2 separate regions of the Homo sapiens genome follow, and region 2 is linked to region 1. A link is an interaction called in ENCODE POLR2A ChIA-PET data of the cell type or tissue named here. Cell type or tissue: OCI-LY7. All regions are shown on one strand. Links, peaks and the distances in the headings refer to the core of each region. The heading gives the core; the rest is flanking DNA.

Region 1 (7,344 bases), core at 1,760-4,259:
GGGGTTTCACCATGTTGGCCAGGCTGGTCTTGAACTCCTGATCTCGTGATCTGCCTGCCTCGGCCTCCCAAAGTGCTGGGATTACAGGCATGAGCCACCGTGCCCGGCCCTAATCTGTTTTAACAAGCCCTCCCAATGATTTTAAAGCTCCCTACAGTTTGAGATCTTCTTCCTTAGAGTAATGATTTTCAACATTTTTTTTTTTTGAGACAGAGTCTCGTTCTGTCGCCCAGGCTGGAGTGCAAAGGGGTGATCTCGGCTCACTGCAACCTCCGCCTGCCGGGTTCAAGTGATTCTCCTGCCTCAGCCTCCACAGCAGAGTAGCTGAGATTATAGGTGCGCACCACCATGCCTGGCTAATTTTTTGTATTTTTAGTAAAGACGGGGTTTCACCATGTTGCCCAGGCTGGTCTTGAACTCCTGAGCTCAGGCAATCTGCCCGCCTTGGCCTCCCAAAGTGCTAGGATTACAGGCTTGAGTCACTGTGTCCAGTCAGGTATATTATCTTAGCCAACTTTGTCAAGTATAGTAGGAACTCTGTAGTTATCTGTATAACTGAATAGGAAAGTAATAAGAAGGAGCCACTGTATTTGGACAGAGTTACAATCTGCCCCACTACAATTTCTTCCAGTTTATACTGATTCTGACTTCTGGAGACATACTGAACATATCTGCTTGATAGTCCATGAAGTCTCTGAAAACAGCAATCATGTCCATACCACATCTTCACCACTGAACAAGGATAAGGATGGAGATGATCACAGAGTTGTCTATGTACGTAAGAGGAGGCTTGTGTTTTCAGACATCTTCCTATCCTGGGTGCCATCTACCAAATGCACTTTCACTTCCAATGCCTTTCTTTCAACTTGACATCCCCCAGGTCTGACCACTTGCAGGTGTTGCCTTACTGGTCCCTTCTCAAGATCTTGCTTGAACAGGAAAACATGCTGGACTTTCAAAGTGAACTCCACAAATACCATGTCAATAATAATGGATTAAACTACCTCAAACTGAATATACTGCTCTTGATGAGAGGAGACATGCCATAGTTAACATTTCATATTTTATTAGTATAGTAGTAACTTGGCCAAAAAAGAAAAAAAAAAAAAGAGGCAGGATTAACAGTTACTGACTGTTAATCTGAAATCCAACTTTTAGCCTATTCACCTTACCTTAGAAGGGCTGCCATTGAACTTGTACAGCAGAGCGCTTCTTGGTGTAAGGCCTGACCCATTCTTGTGCGGGGAAATATAAATGGAGTGCTGCTGGGAAATGCGGCGTGGTGAGCCTGGCTGTTGTTTAATATGTGGAAAAGGAGAGAGTGGTGGAGCATCCATCTAAAATAACCCAAAAGTCAGATTTTTTAGATAAAAGTTTTTCTTTGTTTTTGAATCCCATATTTTTATTCTTATGGTATCTTCTAGTTAGAAAACAGTTATACTGTAAAAAGCTCATTTATGGTTGAGAAAAAAAATGATCCTTTACTTCTTCTTTTTTTTTTTTAACAACAATAGATAAACTAGAATTTATTTTCCTGAATCTTTTTTTTTTTTTGAGATGGAGTATCTCTTGCTCTTGTTGCCCAGGCTGGAGTGCGATGGCGCAATCTAGGCTCACTGCAACCTCTGCCTCCCAGGTTCAAGCAATTCTCCTCCCTCAGCCTCCCAAGTAGCTGGGATTACAGGCATGTGCTGGGATTACAGGCATGTGCCACCACGCCCGGTTAATTTTGTATTTTTAATAGAGATGACCATGTTGGCCAGGCTGGTCTCGAACTCCTGACCTCAGGTGATCCACCCACCTTGGCCTCCCAAAGTGCTGGGATTACAGGTGTGAGCCACTATGCCCGGCCTATTTTCCTGGATCTTTCAGGAAGTCCTATAACTAGTATTAAGAATTCTGGCCAGGCACAGTGGCTCACACCTGTAATGCCAGCACTTTGGGAGGCTGAGATGGGCGGATCACCTGAGGTCAGGAGTTTGAGACCAGCCTGGCCAACATGGTGAAACTCCGTCTCCACTAAAAATGCAAAAATTAGCTGGGCGTGGTGGCATATGCCTGTAATCCGAGCTATTTGGGAGGCTGAGGCACTAGAATTGCTTGAACCCAGGAGGCAGAGGTGTTGCAGTGAGCCCAGATTGTGCCACTGCACTCCATCCTGGGTGACAGACCAAGACTCTGCCTCAAAAAAAAAAAAAAAAAAAAAAGAATTCTGGGGCCGGGTGCAGTGGCTCACTCCTATAATCCCAGCACTTTGGGAGGCCAAGGTGCTCGGATCACTTGAGGCCAGGAATTGGAGACCAGCCTGGCCAACATGGTGAAACCCCACTTCAGCCTCCTGAGTAGCTCCTAAAAATATAAAAATTAGCCAGGTGTGGTGGCGTGCGCCTATAGTCCCTGCCACTCGGGAGGCTGAGCATGACAGTTGTTTGAACCCGGGGACAGAGGCTGCAGTGAGCTGCGATTATGTCACTGCACTCCTCCTGGGGTGACAGAGTGAGACTCTGTCTCAAAAGAAAAAAAAAATTCTGGACAAGACACCAGGAGTTAAGCCACGAGCATGAGAACCTCATATTCATGCTTAAAAAGTAAGGACAGGCTGGGCGCGGTGGCTCATGCCTGTAATCCCAACACTTTGGGAGGCTGAGGCGGGTGGATCATGAGGTCAGGAGTTCAAGACCAGCCTGGCCAAGATGGTGAAACTCTGTCTCTACTAAAAATACGAAAATCAGCTGGGCGTGGTGACAGGCGCCTGTAATGCCAGCTACTCAGGAGGCTGAGTTACAGAATTGCCTGAACCCAGGAGGCAGAGGTTGCAGTGAGCTGAGATTGTGCCACTTGCACTCCAGCCTGGGCAACAGAGCGAGACTCCTTCTCAAAAAAAAAAAAAAAAAGTAGGGACAAAGAGTAACCAATCTTCTAACACTTGCTGTAACAAGCTCTCTCTACACACATACCTGCTCACAACCAAAGCAGTAGCAGAGAGAATAAAAGAGGCAGAGAATTCTATTAGCCAGCAGGATGATTCCAACGTGGAAAAAATCTGTTAATGAAATGGGAAAGACTTCATATGGAAATGGAAAAGATTTATAAATAAGTTGGATGAGCAAGGATTTCATTTTTAATATCCTGTATAATGGAAATAAATTAAGATGGTAGAGATATTCCGAGTATAGCACATGACAGAGGGGAAGTGAAACTGAAGCAGGATGAACAGTTATGACCTCTGAGGATAGTCATAGACCATATTCCATGAAAAGAGGAAGAACAGAAATCTACAGAGGCACATAGATACATAGAAACAGCTATTGGCTGTCCGGCTGCAGCTTCTGCTAGGGCCTTCTTTTCTTTTTTTTTTTTCTTTCTTTTTTTTTTTTTTTTTTTGAGGCAGGGTCTTGCTCTGTTGCCCAGACTGGAGTGTGGTGGTGCGATTGTGGCTCATTGCAGCCTTGACCTCCTGGGCCCAAGCGATCCACCTACCTTAGCTTGCTGAGTAGTTGGGACTAAAGGTGTGTACCAGCCACTACACGGCTAGTTTTTAGTTTTTTTTTTTAAGAGACAGGGTCTTCCTGTGTTTCTAGGCTGGTCTCAAATTTCTGGGCTCAAGCAATCCTCCAGGCTTAGCTTCCCAAAGTGCTGGGATTACAGGCATGAGCCACAGCACCTGACCTCCTTTTGTTTTTTTTTTGAGACAGAGTTTCCCTCTTGTCACCCAGGCTGGAGTGCAGTGGCGCGATCTCTGCTCACTGCAACCTCCGCTTTCTGGGTTCAAGTGATTCTCCTGCCTCAGCCTCCCGAGTAGCTGGGATTACAGGTGCCTGCCACCACGCCCAGCTAATTTTTGGTAGAGATGGGATTTCACCATGTTGGCCAGGCTGGTCTCAAACTCCTGACCTCTGGTGATCCGCCCGCCTAGGCCTCCCAAAGTGCTGAGATTACAGGCATGAGCCACCACACCTGGCCCCTTTTGTCTTTGACTTGAGAAAAACATTAATCTCACAATATAACAACAGAAAAATTTACCAAATTTGCTGGGTGCAGTGGCTCATGCCTGTAATCCCAGCACTCTGGGAGGCCGAGGTGGGCGGATCACAAGGTCAGGAGTTCAAGACCAGCCTGGCCAACATGGTGAAACCCTGTCTCTACTAAAGATACAAAAAATTAGCCAGGTGTGGTGACACACTCCTGTAATCCTAGCTACTAGGGAGGCTGAGGCAGGAGAATCACTTGAGCCCGGGAGGCAGAGGTTGCAGTTGAGCTGAGATCGCACCACTGCACGCCAGCCTGGGTGACAGGGTGAGACTGTCTCAAAAAAAAAAAAAAAAAGAAAACAAAAAAAACAAATTAGTTGTTTTAATATTCATGTTCCCATCAAGTTCTTACCCATATGTATACGGAATTTCTAGCAACATAATCATGGTATAGATAAAATTCATGCCAGGCGTGGTGGTTCACACCTGTGATCCCATCACTTTAGGAGGCTGAGGTGGGTAGATTGCTTGAGTCCAGGAGTTCAAGACCAGCCTGGCCAACATGGTGAAACCCCGTATCTACTAAAAATACAAAAAAATTAGCTAGGCGTGGGGGCATGTGGCTGTCGTACCAGCTATTTGGGAGGCTGGGGTGGGAGGATCGCTTGAGGCCTGGAAGCAAGGGTTGCAGTGAGCCCAGATCTCGCCACTGCACTCTAGCCTGGGCAACAGATCCCATGATTTCCTCTGGTCTCTGTTGTACCATAGCCTTAATCACTGATTAAGTTACTGGACATGCTCTGATTAATTGCTAGTAATTTTACTTGGACATATTTATCTAGCAAAATAAACTTATAGTAATCCAACTATGACAGCAAATAATAATAAAGTAGTAAAACATAGAACATACCATATGGTCCTGATTCGCCAAGTCGTATTTCAGTGCAAATGACTTCACTCTTCCTACATATATTGTATTGTAAAATTTTATAAGATCACCTCTTTCCTCTTTCACTGGTCCACTGGAACAGTCAGGTGTTTTTGTAGCATCTTCTAAGTCTGTTAAAAAGAATGCAATGTTGTGATACAAAGCATACTTTTTATTTTTTTGAGACAGGGTCTCACTTTGTCACCCAGGGTGGAGTGCAGTGGTGCAATCTTGGCTCACTGCAGCCCTGACCTCCTGGATTCAAGTGATCCTCCCATCTCAGCCTCCTGAGTAGCTGGGACCACAGGCACGTGCCACCATGCCTGGCTATTTTTTATTTTTAGTAGAGACGGGGTTTTGCCATGTTGCCCAGGATGGTTTCCAACTCCTGGGCTCAAGTGATCCACCAGCCTCAGCCTCTCAAAGTGCTGGGATTACAGGCATGAGCCACCATGCCCAGCCACAAAGCATACTTTAATATACAAGTTGGTGATTTAAATGACCTTTCTACAATATTAAAAAAAACCCACAAATCTTTATGTAGAGAAATTAATATTTTCAGAGAAGGTTCAGCAATCCATCTGTATTACTTATAAGTCAAATTGGAATCTAGAGAAATGCAAACATATGAACTGAAGGTGGTGCTCTTTTCTCTAGATTCCACTTCAGAATGTTTTCACAACCATAGCTGTTGAGCTCACTGTCACTAGTGGCTCTTAGAGGGGTAACAGCCCTGGGCTGGTGTTTAGCTAAGTTCTACAGTATGGGAGGCAGTGGCAAACCTCAGCTTCAGACAACTAAAAGGCCTGCAGATATTCTTCTTGTGTCTTTGAGAAAGGTGGAAAGATTCTAAAAGGTAAAGCATATCCTGAGAGGTTAAGGAAGAAGCAAAATGAATTACATTTATTTCTCTGCAAATACATGGCAGGTGACAGGTGTTCTAAGAGCCTTATTGTACCACATACAACAGGAACCCTGATCAGGAACCAGTGTTCAGGTTTTACTGAGCACCCTCAATTGTAAAATAACAGCTTACCCCAACATAGTTTCCTACTTAATGGTGCAACTCTGGGATAGCTTGTGAAACCAGGCAGAACTTTGTCCTACTATTTTTTGGGGAAGGAAGAGTATTACAGGGTATTACAAACTATCATTTACTTGTATACACAAGAACCATGTGCTAAGAAAACCACTACCAATTAAAAAGAATTTAGCACATATATGAAAAAAGCTCTCATTCTCAATACACTGGCCTACAAACATTGAGAACATGGGTAGAAGCAATGCCTTCACCTTAGGAAAACCAGAAAACACAAACATGGTTCAAAAACCAAACAGCCCCAGGGGATGTCAGTCTTAATTTGGATGTCTTTTTCACTTCTGCTATTTCTAAAGGATCTTGACGAGGGTGGGAGGGGAGGGGAGCTATGTGGTTAAATAAAGTTGAGGAAATGCTGTATATTATATTGGAAATTCAGAAATTCATGTTAGTATAAGGCTCTGAGAAGTACTGCAGTTGGGGAAAAAAAATAACTCTCATGTTCACTTTAATTCCATACTTCCCCAGTTTTTTGTGTATAGTCTCTCTTCCCCCAAAACACTTTTTTTTTTTTTGAGACGGAGTCTTGCTCTGTCACCCAGCCTGGAGTGCAGTGGTGCAATCTCGGCTCACTGCAGTCTCTGCCCGCTGGGATCCAGCGACTCTCCTGCCTCAGCCTCCTGGGTAGCTGGGATTACAGAAGCATGCCACCACGTCTGGCTAATTTTTGTATTTTCAGTAGAGATGGTGTTTCGCCAGCTGGAAAGGCTGGTCTCGAACTCCTGACCTCAGGTGATCTGCCCGCCTTGGCCTCCCAAAGTGCTGGGATTACAGGCGTGAGCCACTGCGCCTGGACCCCCCAAAACACTTATACTACCATTCTGGGAAACACTGTTTCAAAGGATACTGGCTTGTTAACAGCTCTTCTAGGTTATTCTCATTATATGGATCAATTAAAATTATTTTTTTGTTTTGTTTTTATGAAAGGTTCTTGATCCTCTTGCCTCAGTCTCCCGAGTAGCTGGGACTACAGGTGCACGCTGCCACACCGAGCTAATTTTTTTTTACTTTTTGTAGAGACAGGGTCTCCCTATGTTTTCTAGGCTGGTCTCTAACTCCTGGGCTCAAGTGATCCTCCCACCTTGGCCTCTCAAAGTGCTGGGATTACAGACATGAGCGAACACGCCTGGTCTAAAATTATTTAATGTCCTCCTTAGATTAGAAATTTCTTGAGACAGAGACTATAGTGTCTCTATATTTCTGTGTCATTCCAATTCCAGCTGTTAATACTAACATAAGGTAAGGAGCTATACTTTACTTGAATGAACCAAACATTTAAAATTGTGGGAGGCTGGGTGTGGTGAAACCCTGTCTCTATAAAAATTTTTTTAAAAATTAAAGAAATT
Region 2 (7,344 bases), core at 1,967-4,466, 160 kb after region 1:
CTTGGGAGGGTGAGGCAGGAGAATCGCTTGAACTCGGGAGGCGGAGGTTGCAGTGAGCCGAGATGGTGTCATTGCACTCCAGCCTGGGCAACAAGAGCAAAACTCCGTCTCAAAAACAACAAAAAAACTTAGGATGCAGTAAGTGCTCACTAAACACTACAAGGTTCCCTTTCTTGCCCCTTTCTGAGTTTTTCTCCTCTTACTTTCCAGCTTTGGTCTGACTCCGATCTTGCTGGTGGGCTGCTGCTTTCTTCCTTATTTTCTCAAGGAGCACATTTATTCTTGCGGCTTTATAGTCCAGAAGGGACAAAGCCTAAGACTCTATCTTTAGCCCTGACAGCTCTCCCAGGGCTCTACTCATCTGCATCTGGTTATCTCCAGGGCACACCACTAACATCCCCAGAATTTTGGCATTAAAGTCAGTTCACTGTGGTCCCCGTGCGAAGAACACAGCTTCCTATCCTTTAATAGCTGTCAACTGTTCCCTTTCCCAGGGCTCACTAAAAAGGTGATTCATGATTCTTTCTTTTGTTCAAGCCCTACCTCCTATCAGTTATAGCATCAGCCACCCCCTGCTCTGCACGGTTTCTGTGACTCTCCATTCCTGGAGCCATACGCCTTCATATGGATGAAAGCAGGGTCTCTTAGCTGAAGCCCCGGGCTTGCAATCCCCTCTGACTTCAATTGACTTGATCCACTTCTGCCAGAATCATCTTTTCTTTTTTTAATCAGTTGGGTATTGAAGGTTTATTATTTGTTCACAGTTATGCTGGCCTCCACAGGGAATTCAAAAGTGAGAGGGTATTTTTTGTTAGTAGAGTATGTGTGTAGCAGGAACTTTCTGGGTGACTGCCCAGATCACAGCAATCACCCTTTCTCCCTCGGAACGCCTCCGAAACGCAGGGTGGGACACCCAGAAGTCATATCATTACTATATGATCTTGCCCCCAGGCAAACCTGATTGATGCAGGGGTGGGGAACAGACTAGTTTGGGCCAATCAGATTTTCTCTTGCAGAATTTGGAATCTTACAGTGACAGGCACAAAGCGGGAGTTGCTAGAGGGTTGAGTCATGGTGATGGTAGCGAAGCCCCTGCCTCTGAGAGCTCTGGAGCTGTCCTGAAACTTACTTTTCTGGAGGCTTGTTTAAACCTCATCCTTAGAGTCTAAGAGAGATATCCCAGCATCCTTTTTTTTTTTTTTTTTTTTTTTGGTAACTTACGTGAGCCAGAGGTGATTTTTGTTTCTTGCCTGAAGAATCCTAACTAATCCAAACAAAATTAGACGTTTTGTCTCAAAGGTCTTTTTTTTTTTTTTTTTTTTTTTTTTTTTTTTTTTTTTTGTGAGACAGAGTCTGGCTCTGTCGCCCAGGCTGGAGTGCAGTGGTGTGATCTTGGCTCACTGCAACCTCTGCCTCCCAAGTTCAAGCGATTCTCCTGCCTCAGCCTCCGGAGTAGCTGGGACTACAGGCGCCTATCACCATGCCTGGCTAATCTTTGTATTTTTAGTAGAGACGGGGTTTCACCATGTTGGCAAGGCTGGTCTCAAACTCCTGACATCAGGTGATCTGCCCACCTCAGCCTCCCAAAATGCTGGGATTACAGGCATGAGCCACTGTGCCCAGCCTGTCTCAAAGGTCTTAACAAAAGCCGAGCAGATGTGAATATCTTTATTTTACTGGTAGAGCTACTGATGTTCAGATAAGCTAAGTGATTTGTCCAAGGTGGGGAGGGTTTTGTGGAGGACCTCAGATATAGAATTCCGATGGAGTCCCATGGTGGCAGAGGAGAATTAAGAGGCAAATCTGGTTACATTAAAATTTTATTACAGTAGGTCTTGGTGCTCATGTCTGTTGTTGAGTCACTAAAAACCATCTCCTGGCCACTCTGCCATATTGCAGAATGCAGAACCCTAGCCTTGGCATAGCCAAGTAGCATTCTTCAGCTTACCATCTGAAGTCCTTACCCAGTGGTCCTTTCTCTCTTCTCTCAATCCTATCCATCATATCTTTCAAAGATTAGGTCAGATCCACCTGGATTAATTTCACCCTAATCCTGCTGTCACTTTATTCTATATCCCAGTTGCCACAGCCTGCCTCCCTTCCCTTTCCTTCCTTCCTCTTTTTCTTTCTTTTCATTTCTCCTCTTCTCTTTTCTTTCGTTCTTCTTTCCTTTGTCTTTCCTTTCTTTTTCTTTCTCTCTCCTTTCTTTTTCTTTCTCTCCTTCCTTTCTTCTTTTTCTTTCCTTTCTTTCTTTCTCTCCTTTTTTTCTTTCCTTTTTTTCTTTCTCTCCTTCCTTTTTTTCTTTTTTCTTTCTCTCCTTCCTTCCTTTCTCCTTCCTTCCTTCCCTGCCTCCCTCCTCTCTCCCTCCTTCCCTTCTCTTCCCCTTCCCTTCCCTCCCTCGCTCCCTCCCTCCCTTCCTCCCTTCCTTCCTTCCTTCCTTCTTTCCTTCCCTCACTCCTCTTTCTCCCTTTCCCTTCCCTCCCCTCCCTCCCTCCTCCTTCTCTTCCTCTCTCTGTCTCCCTCTCCCTCTCTCTCTATTTCTTTAAAGATGGGGGTCTCACTATGTTCCTGAGGCTGGAGTGCAGTAGCTATTCGTAAGTACAATCATAGCTCACTACAGCCTCCAACTTCTGGGCTCAAGTGTTCCTCCTGCCTCAGCCTCGACAGTGGCTGGGACTACAGGCAGGTGCTACCACACCCAGCCTCTTTTCTTTTTCATTAAAGTTCTCAACATTATATAATGTATATTTTTATATTATATTGTATATTGTATATTTTTTACAATATACAATAAACTGTACATATTTAAAGCATACAGTTTGATGATTTTTGATATATGTATATATCCATGAAACCATCACCATCCTCAAGAGAATGAACATTTCTATCACTTCCAAAAGTTTCTTTGTGCTACTTTGTGATTCCTCGCTCCTTCTCCTCCTCACTCAACCTCTGCCTCTAGGTTACCATTGCTCTGCTGTCACTATAGATTCATTGGCATTTTCTCGAATTTCATGTAAATAGAATCACGCATGATATCCTCTTTTTTATCTGGGTTCTTTCACTCAGCATAACTATTTTGAGATTGTTCCAAGTTGTAGCATATTTCAATAGTTCCTTTTCATTCTCACGTAGTATTCCATCATGTGGATATACAATACCACAATTTCTTTATCCGTTCACCTGCTAATGAACACTTGGGCTTCTTCTAGGGTTTGGCTTTTACATATAGAGCTGCTGTAAACATTTGTGCATGCATCATTGTGTGGACATATGTTTTGTTTTACCTAGGAGTGAAACTGCTGGGTCATATGGTAAGTGCATGTTTCACTTTTTAAGAAACTGCCAAATTGTTTTCCAAAGTGGTTGTGCCATTTCACATTCCTGGCAACACTGTATGAGAGTTTTAGTTGCTCCATATCCTTGCCAATATTTGGTATTGCCTTTCTTTTTTATTTTAGCCATTTTAGTAGGTGTATAGTTGAAGCTTACTGTTGTTTTAGTTTGCTTTTCCCTAATCACAATGATCAGCATCTTTTCATGTGCTTATTTTGAGAAATTTTTGGTGAACTCATGCCTGTCATCCCAGCACTTTGATAGGCTGAGGCAGGCAGATCACCTGAGGTCAGGAGTTCAAGACCAGCCTGGGCTGGTCTCTACTGTGAAACCCTGTCTCTAATAAAACCGCACAAAATTAGCTGGGTACAGTGGCAGGTGCCTGTAATCCCAGCTACTTGGGAGGCTGAGGCAGGAGAATCACTTGAACCCGGGATGCGGAGGTTGCAGTAACCTGAGATTGTGCCACTGCACTCCAGCCTGTGTGACAGAATAAGACTCCATCTCAGAAAAAAAAAAAAAAAAGAAAAAGAAATATTTGGTGAAGTGCCATAACATTTTTTCCCCCTTCTTTCCACTTTCTATTGTTGGCTTCCTTGGCTTTTTTAATTTGGATACTTGGAGCCATGCACTGGTTTGGGTCACAAGCACTGGTAAATGCCTTAACGTTTTCTTTCTCTATAATGACCCTGGCTTCTTCCTCCTTGTCGGTTCCTCAGCAGAAATGCTTCTCCTCTTGGGCACCTCTCCCTTTGGTTGCTGGGAGCTGTGCTTTTTCAGCCCCCATGTGTGGGCCTGTGGGGACTTTGTAGACTTACACAATGCTGCAGTGATCCATGCAATTTTCTCATGGATACTAGCTACCTTTAACTCTTCTAGGCTGAATCCCCTGCCAGCCTATACTTTGATTGACATCTGATGTGGGCATTTTATTACTGGGTGGACAGATGCAAATGCAGATTCAGTGTGTAATTCAGTACATTGTTGCTGTTGAGACCTGCATTTGTGGATTTTATGGACTGGCTGGTTGAACCATGTGGCAACCCATTGTTGCCAAGTTTGGTGAAACTAGAGCTCTAGAAACATGCCACTCTGGCTGGGTCCTATGATCCTGCGGTTGCCTACATCCCCTTTCCCAAGGAGTACAGCCAAGTAGAAAGCTGCATTTGTTTTCTGTTTGTTTTTGTTTTTGTTTTGAGATGGGGTGTCACTCTGTCACCCAGGCTGGAATAGAGTGGCTTGATCTCGGCTCACTGCAATCTCTGTCTCCTGGACTCAGCTGATCCTCCCACCTTAGCCTCCCGAGTAGCTGGGACTACAGGCATGCACCACCACATCCGGCTAATTTTTTTTTTTTTTTTAAGAGATTGAGTTTTACCACATTGCCCAAACTGGTCTCAAACTGTTTTTTTATTTGCTTGTTTGTTTGTTTCTTTTTTGAGACAGAGTCTCACTCTGTTGCCCAGGCTGGAGTGCAGTTGTGTCATCTCAGCTCACTGCAACCTCCACCTCCCAGGTTCAAGCAATTCTCCTGCCTCAGGAGAAGCTGTGATTACAGGCGCCTGCCACCATGCCCGGCTATTTTTTGTATTTTTAGTAGAGACGGGGTTTCACCATGTTGGCCAGGCTGATCTCAATCTCCTGACCGCAAGTGATTCGCCCACCTCGGCCTCCCAGAGTGCTGGAATTACACATGTGAGCCGCCGCTTTTTGTTGTTAAACCTGTATTATATCATCCTGTTCTTCTTAATGTATTATTTGGAATAGTTCTCAACCTATTTACTTTTTGAAATATGGCTACTTACAGATGGATCCTAAACCCTTCAAGGGCAAGGATTAAGGTTTCCAGGAAATGCGTAACCTTTATCAAAGCACCACAGTGTGTTTGGATATAGAAGATCCTTGGTAACTGTCCATTACTTAAAACTGTTAGCTGGTTAGCCTTGAATTATAAAAGCTATCAGTCTAATCAGCCTTATAGATCTGTGATATGAGAAAGAACTACTCATATTTCTGGAGTATGTAAGAAATTTCAACATCAGAATTTTAAAGCTTTAGAGAAACTGAAGGAGACATTTCACAGATGAGAAAACTAAAACACCAAGAAGTACTTGCTTGAGTGCATCAGCTCCTTTGCAATGCCCTTCTGGATCCTTTGCCATGGAACTGACCACTCAATCTCTACTCTCAGCCCCCCATATGCCTATTTAAACTTGTCACAGTTCCTGTGACATTTTATTATACCTTGCTTGGCTGCATAAATAGGGATTTTGTCTTCTTTGTCTTTGTAGCCCAAATTCCCAAGACAGTTCCTGGAACTGTCAGGCACTTAATGAGGGAATGAATGGATGAGTTGGTGGCAGAGTGTGGCTGGAGTAAGTACAAATAGAACAAAATACGATAACAATAATATAGTCATGTTTCTCAAGTGGCTCGTGTGTATTAGGTACCATGGACATGGCTTATATTTATTTTGAATTTAATGGTCACAATAGCTCTGTGAAGTAGATATAGCTATTCTTGTTTTATAGGGGAGGAAACTGAGGCATTGAGAAGTGAAGTAATTTCCTACAGTTTCACAGCTATAAAAAGGCAGGGCTGTCCCCTGAACCTAGGCATACGATTATGGGGACTGTCTGGGAACTACTGCTTGAGTCATGAGAATGTAGCGTTGGCCTTGCTGAGAAATTCAAATGCTGTTCCTGTCCTTTCTACTCTTCTTTTAATTGGTTTTCAAGGGTGATTACATGTGTGGGGTGGCCATGAGTATTTCTCCTCCATGTGGAGATACTGATACTAGAAGAGTTCAAGTGAATTGATAACATAGGTGAAGCCACTAAAAAATGCTTTGGCCAAGTCACTGAATTTGTGTGATCCCAATCATTTGTGATAAGGTCATAATACTTACATTTAAGGTATGCACAATGTCTGCTATGTGGCTGTGAATGAATGATTTTGCGGTTTCATCATAAGGTAAAGCTTGGCTGAGAGAAGACAGATCTCCTAGGAATTTCAGCTTTTCAAGTTCACCCTGAATTTGTGGGAAAATGATAAAAATACAATTATATGTCATAATCTTATTTGAATAACTGTGGAGAGTTTTTGAAAAGTTTCTTGGAATGCTTTAAATATCTGACATCTCTTTCAACCCAATATCAGTCTTTTATTACAAAGAATGAGTAAATTACGGAAGATTTCAGTGAAATTCCTTGTCCGCTGGCCCTGCCTTGCTTTGAGACCTCGGCTCTCCTCTCAGCTCCATGTTCCATCCTGGCTTTCCCCACTCTTAGTCTTTGCTTTTCTACCTGCCTGTCCTGTGTAGTGTTGCCTGATTAAGCTTCCTAGGCTGGGCATGGTGGCTCATGCCTGTAATCCCAGCACTTTAGGAGGCCGAGGTGGACAGATCACCTGAGGTCAGGAGTTCCAGACCAGCATGGCCAACATGGTGAAACCCTGTCTCTACTAAAAATACAAAAAAGTAGCCAGGCGTGGTGGCGCGTGCCTGTGCCTGTAGTCCCAGCTACTTGGGAGGCTGAGGCACGAGAATCACTTGAACCTGGGAAGCGGAGGTTGCAGTGAGCTGAGATGGTGCCGCTGCACTCCAGCCTGGGTGACAGAGTGAGATCCCATCTCAAAAAAAAAAAAGCTTCCTAAAGGTGACCTCTCTGATTCTGTTACTTCTAGTTCTTTCAATGTCATTAAAAATTCATTATTTTGCTTTTAAAATTTCCTATTAAAATCCAAGTTCTGATTGGAAGAATAAAATCTCTCAGTACTAACATTCTCTTTTTCTTTTTTATTTTATTATTACTATTATTATTATTATTTTTTTGACATGGAGTCTCGCTCTGTCACCCAGGCTGGAGTGCAGTGGCACGATCTCAGCTCACTGCAACCTCAACCTCCTGGGCTCAAGCAATCCTCCCGCCTCAGCCTCCCAACTAGCTGGGACCACAGGCACGCACCACCACGTCCAGCTAATTATTTGTATTATGTTGCCCAGGCTGG

Evidence for each region. ChIA-PET counts read pairs that join two places held together with the same protein. Peaks named below come from ENCODE experiments on the same cell type or tissue, not always from the same donor. Only the 100,000 strongest peaks of a DNase experiment are listed, where the experiment ranks them.
Region 2: POLR2A ChIA-PET joins it to region 1 with 5 read pairs; 13 of 35 experiments call an interaction of 5 or more read pairs at or near these places.

What each region holds. Positions count from the first base shown.
Region 1 is chr20:37,002,530-37,009,873 of GRCh38, forward strand. It overlaps RBL1 (RB transcriptional corepressor like 1), which reads right to left. Exons shown (of 22, transcript NM_002895.5): 20 at 4,882-5,030; 21 at 1,173-1,337. Among named protein-coding and RNA genes, the nearest start is that of SAMHD1, 54 kb to the left of the region's middle. In OCI-LY7, for the core only: no CTCF peak of the experiment used is centred there; a DNase peak (open chromatin) is centred at 3,242; H3K4me3 peaks cover 393 bases; H3K27ac peaks cover 1,843 bases.
Region 2 is chr20:37,161,877-37,169,220 of GRCh38, forward strand. MROH8 (maestro heat like repeat family member 8) reads right to left here. Exons shown (of 25, transcript NM_152503.8): 5 at 6,245-6,367. It also overlaps the pseudogene LOC100419562. Among named protein-coding and RNA genes, the nearest start is that of RPN2, 14 kb to the right of the region's middle. In OCI-LY7, for the core only: no CTCF peak of the experiment used is centred there; no DNase peak of the experiment used is centred there.